2 separate regions of the Mus musculus genome follow, and region 2 is linked to region 1. A link is a loop called in an ENCODE intact Hi-C map of the cell type or tissue named here. Cell type or tissue: heart. All regions are shown on one strand. Links, peaks and the distances in the headings refer to the core of each region. The heading gives the core; the rest is flanking DNA.

What was found. Hi-C counts contacts between places; a loop is a spot of excess contacts. Peaks named below come from ENCODE experiments on the same cell type or tissue, not always from the same donor. Only the 100,000 strongest peaks of a DNase experiment are listed, where the experiment ranks them.
Region 2: it touches region 1 in a loop (3-fold over the local background); 6 of 42 quality-filtered maps call a loop at or near these places.

What each region holds. Positions count from the first base shown.
Region 1 is chr5:72,222,030-72,227,414 of GRCm38, forward strand. It overlaps the pseudogene Atp10d. Among named protein-coding and RNA genes, the nearest start is that of Commd8, 57 kb to the left of the region's middle. In heart, for the core only: a CTCF peak has its summit at 2,628; a DNase peak (open chromatin) is centred at 2,572; H3K27ac peaks cover 803 bases.
Region 2 is chr5:72,169,646-72,175,030 of GRCm38, forward strand. No RefSeq gene overlaps it. Among named protein-coding and RNA genes, the nearest start is that of Commd8, 4.1 kb to the left of the region's middle. In heart, for the core only: a CTCF peak has its summit at 3,157 (motif pointing right); a DNase peak (open chromatin) is centred at 606.

The DNA of each region.
Region 1 (5,385 bases), core at 102-5,101:
TCCCCCTCCACCCTCACATCTTCCCTATCTCCCCCGCCCCCACTCCTTTTCCATTTTCCTTTGGCAAAGGGCAGATCCCCCATGGATAACAACCAAACATGGAATGTCAGGTTATAATAAGATCAGGCCCCTCACCTCGTGTTAAGGCTGAGTGAGGAAACCCTGCTCCCAAAAGCAGGCAATAGAGTCAGAGACAGTCCTCCGCTCCCTCTGTCCGAAAGGACAGGATTTCTAACAATTTCTCTTTCTCTTTATTTTATTTCTTTTACTTTCAAGAGTGTACTTACATCACTTCCCCCATTTTCTCTCTCAAAATGCTCAAGTATATCCCTCCTTGCTCTTTTTAAAATTCATGGCCTCATTTTTTTAAAAAATTAATTTCCAAGAATGTCTAAAGGGTTCTTAATGGGATTTTGTATTATGCACTTATGAAAAGAGGTGTTCTTTGCATTAACAATTATGAGATATAAGTGAAAAATATCAAAGATGCTCTATATCCTGCAGTATCAAATATTCACCCCAATTTAATTTCTTACATAAAAATAAGCAAGCACACTCATCTTATTTAGTATGCAAATTGCCTGTTTTAAAATGAATTTCTTAGCATCTATTATCCATAAATGTTTGATTTGCATACCTGTTTTATGTACTAGTGTACCTGGGGTTTCATAAAAAGTTTCCTGAAGGGAGAAAGGTTTGTGAATGGAAGTTTAAGAAGGCCTGCTTTACATTAAGTGACCTCCAGAATGTAGCCATTACTCCTTGGTTTAGGCATCACTTAATGAAACGTTCATGAATGTTTATACTTACAATACCACTATGAGACTCTGTTCTGAGCATTGATGTTTCTCTACTTGGCTGAAAGTTTCAAAGGCTCTGTCTTGGCTATGGTGGGAAAGTGCTGGGTACGCCTATGCCCTTTGGCCCTGCTGGCATCTTTAGCATCTAAGAGTCCAGTGTGTGCATCCATCAGACTAGGAATGTGGCTCTCTCCACTCCCACAGATAATTTCAGTTCAGTGTGGAGCTAGTGACTGCCAGAGTATGTATTTCAACACATTGTTGAATGTTGAAACCAACACTATAATGATGAAAGAGGGAGAAAGAACAGGAACGGTCCATCTGTGGAGCTAGGAGCAAGGGCATGGAGTGTTTGTAGAGCCTTTGTTTGCAGCAACGTGTGCATCTATGTCAGGTTGAGTCTCAGAGTTGGCATTGAACCAGAAGAAACTTGATAGATTCCTGGTCACTCTGTCCATATCAGTTACTTTTACATCACTGTGGCCAAAAGACCTGTCAAAAACAACCCATAGGGAGCTGGTGAGATGGCTCAGCGGAGTAAGAGCACCCGACTGCTCTTCTGAAGGTCCTGAGTTCAAGTCCCAGCAACCACATGAAATTTAAAAAAAAAAACAAAAACCCACAGGAGGAATGATGAATTCTCACGGTCTCAATGAGGGCAGAGACATAGTGCCGCTGAAACTGGGGCCAGGGTAGAAACTTCCAAATACACTCCTGGTGACCTCAACCTCCTATAGGCTCCATAATCCCCCCCAAGTAGCACCACAAATTGTGGATACAGGCTCAAAGGATATTGGAGATATTTCATATTCAGACGACAAATCTGGCCGGTGCAGGAAGACTTCAGTTTTAAACTGGGAATTCAGAACATCCCTACTGGTCTGCTAATTAGTTCCAAACACTTTGTTCTTCTCCTTAGTCCCCTGAAAGCCCATTCTCTTCATCATGCTCAAGTTCTCAGATCCAATTATCACGTATTTTTAAAAAACTAATATTGGTTGACATTGACTCTACAGTCTATAGCTTCCACTCACATGTGCTTTAGTGCTCTCTCTCTCTCTCTCTCTCACACACACACACACACACACACACACACACACTCACACACACACACACACACACACAAAATCAGAGAGCTAGCTTACATAACTTGACAAGGCACCTCAGGATCTTGGGGAAAAAAAGCCAAATCCACAACAATAGATAGAAAAAAAAAGTGATTAAGACCAAGGTAGGAATTAATGAAATGGAAATGAAGAAAATAATATAAGAAATCAATGAATCAAATAATTGGTTCTTTGAAACATAAATTAGACCAGTAATTGTAGCCAAACAAGAGAGAGAGAGAGAGAGAGAGAGAGAGAGAGAGAGGAGACAAATTAAGAGAATTGAAGGGAAGAAGGTGTGTGTTGCCGATAGACACTAAGAAATTCAGGAAAACTTTAGGACATAAACTAAAGACATATTCCACTAAAGTGGAAAAGTCTGAAAGAAATGAATGAATGTCTCAAAATATATAGCCTACCAGGTTAAAACAAGATGAAACAGGCAACTTACATAGACTTGTAACCAGGAATGAAATCCAGTTTTCGCTTTTATTGTAAGACAAGGGTTTGCTAAGTTATTCAGGGTGACCTTGAATTTGTAATCCTCCTGCCTTAGCTCTCTCAGTATCTGCGGTCCGGTCCCAGGCCTGTGCCCCCAGGTCCAGTTCCCATCTGTCAGTTTTGAGAAGTTAGTGCTGGTGAGATGGAGTTATTCTGTTTCTGAGCTGCTGGGCAGTCAAGAGCGGAGTGGCAGGGGGAGGCAGTGTTGAGCAATGGGTCAGCCCCAAGTCCATAGCCAAGAAAATTCCTTGAGAAAGAGAAGGGGTACAATACACGAGAGGATGCAGAGCCTCTAAGGGAGGTTTAAGGATATTAGAAAGGCACAGAGAAAAGCTGGCACTGATATACATTGGCAGCGAAATGTTTTCCAGTCAGTATGCCATTATTTCTCTGAAACTGGGTGACTTAGGGGAAGATATGGTTCTTGCCTGGCTGCCTGCCATGCAAACCTTTCTGCTTGAACCAAGTGTTTATTTTTGTTAGGGCGAGGGTGTTAGTCGGACGTACCATGAATTACCAGAAGTTAACACCCACCCCCACCCCCCACCCCGCATTTGTTCCAGGTTTCTTTAATCTTATGTTTACATTGTCAAGAAATTGCTTTGAAATTTAAAGGGTCAAGTGGTATTTAGATGGTTGCACAAGGGTGTGGACACCAGACAGACAGGCTGTGTTCTATCTTAGTAAGAGGTTAATTGCAAACGCAAACTTCCCACCAGAAAGTGCAGAGTGGTGGTAGCAAGTCCCACCAAGGTCAGCTTTCTAAAGATAAGTATGAGACTTGCCACGCCCCCTTCCCCACCCCCGCCCCTTGCTTGTACACGAAAGCTCTTAGTGTTGTGTTAGTTATTTTGCTCTGCAATGTTGATTAATTTGTGAAGCCTTGTCTCACTTCCTTATTCTACGGCGGAGTTCTGGCTTCTCTATGAACGTTACTCAGGGTACACTTCATTGCATGTTGAAGCTTAAAAGAAAAAAAAAAAAAAACCCAAACAAACAAACCAAAAAACCTAAGCTTCCCTCCCCCCACCACCTACCTCCCACCGTGGGTTTCTCTTCTATAACAGCCCTGGCTGTTCTAGAACTCATTTTGTAGACCAGGCTGGCTTCAAACTCACAGAGATCCACCTGCCTCTGTCTTTTAAATGCTGGGATTAAAAGTGTGAGCCACCACACCCGGCTAAGCTGCTCTTATGACAGGTAAAAACCAGGCTTTCCTAACCCATTTCAGGTACAGACATTTAAATGCCGTGTTGGAAATAGTATTATTTTGGCTAGTCGCTTTTCATAGTCTTCTCTTGCGTAGGTGATTTAGATAGGATCCCAAGGACAGATCCAATGTAGCAAAAACATTCCTCCTACCGTGTGTACAAAACTGATAAGTCTGCTTTTCTTATGGGGTAGATATTATAACAGCACTCAAGGTTCCGAGGCAAAGACATGCCCTTTGAGGCTGTGTTCCTATTGTTAACAGTGGCTTTGAGCCAGGCCTTAGATTGTAGGCTTGTTGTCTTAGCTATGCAGGGGGCTGAGGCAGGAGTATAGCAAGGGTTAAGCCCTGCCGGGGGCTACAGATGAATTTAAAGCCGGCCTGGCAACTTGTTTAGACTCTGTTGCAAAATGAAATCACAAAGAAACAGATAGGGCTATAGCACAGCGGTGAGATGCGTGCTTAGGATGTGTGCAGGGTGTGCATAGCCCGAGGCTATGGTCCCCCAGGACTGCAAAGGAAACGAAGGAGTGTGTGCATGCTTGTACTCTCGTGTATTCTCATGGCTTTGTTTCAGGTGAAGGTTTAAAGAGATCTAATGGATTTACAGTCACTTATTTGTGACTCAGTGTGTTCTCTGTAAATGGGAGAACAACCCAATGTCACATAGCTGTCCTATCTTGGAGTGTGTAGGGCCCAATGCATAGTGAACAAAGGTACTGCCAAGAGTGGGTTGTTCAAATACTGATCTCAAGCATGAGGGGAGTCAGAACAGAGCTGCCCATGTTGGTGGGTGATGACTGAGGGTTTCATAATCATAAAAGCTGAGTCTAATTCTAATGTCCTTAGGGGAGAATGATGAACTTCTGATTAGTATAGAACTTCAGAAAAATGAATTAGTACTCATTATAAGGTCAGAATGATGCTTACGAAGGAAACCATCTTAAATAATCTTTTTTTTTGAAAAATTATTTATTTCTATTTCATTTGCATTTAGTTCACCTTTTCCATGCTCATATGTCTGTGTGAGGATGTCGGATCCTCTGGAACTGGAGCTACAGGCAGCTGTGAGCTGCCTTGTGGGTACTGGCATTTGAACCGAGGAAGAGCAGTCAGTGCTCATTGAGAGCCCCTGAGCCATCTCTCCAGCCCCTTAAATAACCTTCTTAATACCAATATTGCCATAATTATGCTTTGACACCAGGAGTGCATTTAAATATGTACATGCCTAGCAGGTCACTTAGACCTTCAGCTCTTGGAGAGTCGGGGCTAGGTCTTTACCGTGTCTGCATTTCTAGCTTAGTGCAGTATCAGCATGTATCTATAGATGCCCACCTCAGAGTTCATTCTGTCACGATGACTAAGACAACACATTACAGATTTCCTAAGTGAGAAACTTAGGTGGTCGATACCAACATGTAAATAATAACACTGATAAATCAAGACAGAAACCAAGGCCCCTGGATTTCTTTTGCAGCATAATCCATGGCATGCTCATTACCTAGTGTGTGAATTTGGGGGGACTTTCCCCAACCGTAGGTCCTCGTGTCAGGTCCTCTAAATACACAGGCAAATGAGGTACAAAGTCAATGAGCCCTTGTTTCAGGAAGATGTGATTTGAATCAGCTGCTTCTACTCATGCTACAGAATTGATGGCATTTAAAAATATGTTTATTTTATTTTTACGTATGTATATGTGTGTGTACGCATACATGGAAGCAAAGGGACTTGCACACATTAAAGCAAAAGTGGTTGCCTTGTAGGGACT
Region 2 (5,385 bases), core at 297-5,296, 52 kb before region 1:
TGTGTGTGTGTCTGTGTGTGTGTCTGTGTGTGTGTCTGTGTGTGTCTGTGTCTGTGTGTGTGGTGTGTGTAGGTTGAGGACAACTTATAGACATTGATTCCTTCCTTTTAGGGTCCTGGGGTCTGGACCCTAGTTTTCAGGCTTGCAAACAAACAAATGTTTTAAGTGCCCTGAAGCACTTTAAAACATTACCTGTCTGTTCTGATCCTACCTCAGCTAGGTGTATTTGCGTTTCTGTCACCCTAACTTTGTTTATAGTAAGGGCTTAAAATGCAGACTCTGGAGTTAAGTTTAAGTCCAGCTCTGTAAATCATTGGTAACTGTTATCGTCTGTATAGCAATGGCAAGCTAGTTCACGTCTCTGGCTGGTCTGCGTCTTCATCTCTCATTATTTAGAATGACCATGCAGACTTTACAGGGCTTGTTTTAAGTTCATACCTGTAAAGTTGTTTACATAAAGCACAGCCTAGCACCTAGAAAATGGTATGATTCCTTTCTAAGGAGACTTCTTCCCCTGCCTGTATATCGCCAAGATACATCCAGCCTGCCTTATGGGCCGTGCAGGCAATGCAGATGAAGGGTTGCAACTGGGAGATGTGAAAGAAGCCAGGGAAGCCTCAGTGCTGAGCAGAAGCTGGAACGCCAGCTTCCTCTTTAGAGAGCTTCTTTCTGGGGTCGTTTCCTTATTTTCTATTGTTCTTCCTGTTTTTGTTGTCTGTCATTTGGGGGTAGAGTTTCGTCCACAAAAAATCTCAAGTTCTTCCTCCCTCCTTTCCGTCCTTCTCCAATTTCTGACAGACATCTACAGTGCATACATATTTGACAAATTATGACTATATTGATCTCTTTTAATGTTTGCTTTCAAAGCAGCCAAATATGACCTGGAATATAGCTCGATGGCACAGTGCTTAAACAATAGCAAGGAAAGATTTAAAAAATTAAAAAACAAACAAACAAACAAACCCTAGCTGTGGTGGTCTGAATAGAAAGGGCCCCCATAGACTCAAGTGTTTGAAGGCTTGGCCCATAGAGAGTGACATTATTGGAAGGTGTGGTCTTGATGGAGAAGGTGTGTCACTGTGGCGTCGAACTTTTAGGTACCAAATGCTTACTTAAGCCAAGGCTCATTTCTTTTATAGCTGCCTTTGTATCAAGATGTAGAACTCTCAGCTCCTTCTCCAGTACCATGTTTGCCTGCATGCTGTCATGCTTCCTGCCATGACAATAATGGACTAAAGCTCTGAAACTGTAAGCCAGCCCCAATTAAATATTTTTCTTTATAAAAGTTGCTGTGGTCATGGTGTCTATTCACCACAGTAGAAACCCAAATTAAGACTCTAGCCAATTTTGTGTGTGTGTGTGAATTTACCCATCTCCTTCTCCCAATGTCTTACTAAAGGCATCCACTAATAACCATTTACACTGATGATATATTTTCCAATTTATTTTCTAGATCGTATTTGCAACAGAGTCTGCCTTCTGAGTTGTCAGTCACTAATGAATCAGAACCCCTTGCTTTCTATTATTCTAACATGACCAAGCCACTTGGTCATGAAAGTCTTCAGATAATATTATGGGGGACTCCCACTCCTTACACAGATTTCTGCGTGAGTCAGATTAATTTAATTATCTTACAAAGATACCAGGAAATGTTCAACACGTTCTCCATTTACTTCTCACTTACACAAAGGCTGGTCTGATTGTTTTTGTTCTCTACGTCCTCCAGGTTCTGTCCACTGAGGCCTTGCATAGAGAAAAAGGGCCAACGAAACATCACAGAGGAAAGTTCTATGTGCCTGACCTAGAAATGCTGCACACACTACTCCTACCTGCATCACATCAACAGAGTCCATCTCCATGGAGCTACCCAAGTACAATGGATGCTGACGGGAGAGTTTAGTTGTGCTTCCAGGGGAAAAAAAAAAGAACACAATTTGATTTTTAAAATATATGTGTGTTTGGTGTTTGTTTTGTTTTCTGTGGTTTTTTTTTATTTTGTTTTGGATGGGTTGGGGTGGGGAGATCAAATTTATTTGATGAAGGTAAGCATCATCCAAAAGAAAACGGATTGGAAAGATACTGTGTAAGGGGATCCTAGGAAGCCCCTGGAGCCAGATAGAGATCTCACAGTGGGCAAGGCACAGGCTCAGGACATGGAGAGGGCCTCAGACATTCAACACCACCACAACAAGTTCTTTATGGTGATACAACCATTGCTGTCCTCATGCCCTGCCACCAGCCTCTCGACTTCTCCCTCTGTCATCTTCTCACCCACTGTGACAAGGACATGACAGATTTCAGTCCCCGGAACAGTATCGTTCCTCATCAACACACAAAGGTCTTAGCTGTAACCTTCATAAGTTTCCTGGTCCTTGTCCTTGGTCACAGCATGGTCAGGACGCGCTCCAAGTCCAGCACATTCATCTCATCACTCTTGGAGCACCTTGGTAATCACAGCCCCCCCCCCTCTCCTCCTGGTCCTACCCCCACAACCTCCCTCACCACATTGCCCTCTCCTCTTCTTCTAGAGAAGGAAAACTCCCATGGGTACCCACCATGGGCACAGGATTTTACCATTACCCCTTTGGTTAAAGACCTGGAAGGACTCCTTGAATTCTAGAGTCTGGGCCTCAGTGAAATCACACCTCTTGACTGCTCAGCTCTGCGAGCAGGACCTCTTCCATAAAGATAATATTTCTAACTCAGGATTTATCAACACTGTTAACAACTACCAGTCAAATAAAACCCAGGCTCCAACAAACAGCATGTGCCTGCTATACACGTCTATAGACTCAAATTTATATGGGGAAACGACGAGAGGTCAGCGATCCGATCTAGCCCTTTTCACCATAGTCACCATAATCAGGTTAAATTAAAAACTGCAATTATATCCAGGCATGGTGGCACACTCCTTTAATGCCAGCACTCGAAAGCCAGAGGCAGGTGGATTTTTTTGAGTTCAAGACTATATAAAGTGAGTTCCAGGACATCCAAGGCTATGTAGAAAGACCCTGTTTCAAATAAATAAACGGAAATTCCAATTAATTAATTAATTAATGATAGACAGATAGATAGATAGATAGATAGATAGATAGATAGATAGATAGATAGATAGATACTATAATTCTGTCTAAGGTGGTGGCACTCTTTAGGTCAGCCACTAGGGGGTGCTAATTCCCATCTATTACAAGAAAGGGCAGTTCCACAGCTTTTTTCTAGTCCCCTTTGTTAATTTTATTATATCATCCAGAAGTGACTGACTCATTACAGACAAGTGCAGACAGGTTGAGAAACCAGAGCAGAACAGGACTGGAACATCCACCCCCTGGGGCGCTCCTTGATCAACAAGCTCTTTTGGGGAGCTGAATTCTAAGTCTGAACTGTGCTAGATGAACCTAAAACTGAGTGACATAAAATAGAGTCGTGCCCATGAGGACTTGTGATAATATGATGGGCACTTCCATGGATGCATCTGGTCCTCTTGATTAGGTAAGAAGGTTAGTTTCCGTGGCTTTTCGTCTTACTAGATGCTACATACTTATAATGACACCAGAGAAACTCCTGACCAGGCTTTAGGAGACAGCTAGAGCTTCAGAGGGTTCATCTGTGTGTTGCAATTGTTCCTGAATGGCAGTTAAATTTTTCTGACATCAGAAATAAGCTTTTGGGTTTGCCCAAATTCTGTGACTTCATGCTTTTTCTATCTGTGACCCTGACATTAGCTCTGTAGAGGTCCTGAAAAAAGTTCTAGAAACAAAGAATAGATATTAATTCTTTACTTGTTTTTTTTAGAATATTCTTTTTAATTAAAAAAAAATACTGTCTGTGAACTTTAACATTTATATTCTTCACTCAATCCGGTCTTTCAAGATATGCTGTGGCTTGAAGTCAACAGATTTTTTTTTCACCTTAATTAGATGTGTTGTAACACATATATAGAGTTAGTTGTAGTATAAATAAAATAATGCCCAATCACAAACTATTGAGAGGGAAAGGGCTTAAAGTTCAAATGCATTTAATTATTATCTTGTAACCACATGAGAGATTATGTTATATTGACATTGGCTCTAGCATATCAGAGAAGTTATTTATGGACTATTGTTGAAGATAAGGAAGACACTTGGTTTTATCCTCTCTCTATAAACCTAGACAGAGTTAGTCTCCTCTAAAAACCGTTTCCCAGAAATCTATGTATCATTCTATCCCAGTGAATGAGCCTGGTAAATTTAAAATCTCTGTCTTAGTTTTGGGAATTGATATTCAATTAAAGAATGTTAACACTTCCTATTGCCCTAGTTTTTTGTTTTAAAATATTCTTGTACCTTGAGGCCTGCGATCTTGCCTAAAGAGATCTTTGAATAGATACTTTGATTTTTAAAAAGCCTCTGGAGATAGTAATACACATCGGTTATATTTTATATCAGCATAGCACTAAAGAAATCAATTCTAAATGCTCCATAATCGTGCTGTTAAAAACATGTGAGTGATCTGCGATCCTAGCCTTAAGAGGTAACACACCTCATCTCCTAAGGGGTCGTCCTTCTTGGAGATGGCGTGTCAAGGGCTCAGTCAGTCTTTCTGCAATAGTTCTGTGAATATGAGACTACCTTACTCTGTTGTCGCCTCCTTGTGACCACTGCTCCCAGAGCCTCCACATCTGTGAGCTGTTAGGATTCCAGCCAGAGATCCTTAATCAAGGAAGCACTGAAGTCAACCAGGGGCTTTTTGAGTGATTGATTTTTTTTTCCATTCAATCTGCTACACTTCGGGCTTTTTAAGATGCATTATAATTTACATGCCATGCAACCAATCATTTCTAAAATCGTTTGGTGAGGCTGAGTAAACGTATATAATAATGTAATAAAAAAAATTCAACCAGACACTAGGCAGATGCCAACAAGAGCCTGCTTACAGGAGCCTGATATGGCTGTCTCCTGCAAGGCTCTGCCAGTGCCTGGCAAATACAGAAGTGGATGCTCACAGTCATCCATTGGACGGAGCACAAGGTCTCCAATGAAGGAGCCAGAGAAATACCCAGGGAGCTGAAGGGGTTTGAAGCCCCATAGAAGGAACATCAATATGAACTAACCAGTACCCTCAGAGATCCTTGGAACTATACCACCAATCAAAGAAAACACATGGTGGAACTTGTGGCTCTAGTTATATATGTAGCAGAGGATGGCCTAGTCGGTCATCAACGGGAGGAGAGGCCCTTGGTCCTATGAAGGCTCTATGCCCCAGTATAGGAGAATGCCAGACCAGGAATGGGAGTGGGTGGGTTGGGGGAGGGGGAATAGGGGATTTTCAGAGGGGAAACTAGGAAAGGGGATAACATTTGAAATGTAAATTAAAAAGAATCTAGTAAAAAAAGAGAAAAAAATTGAG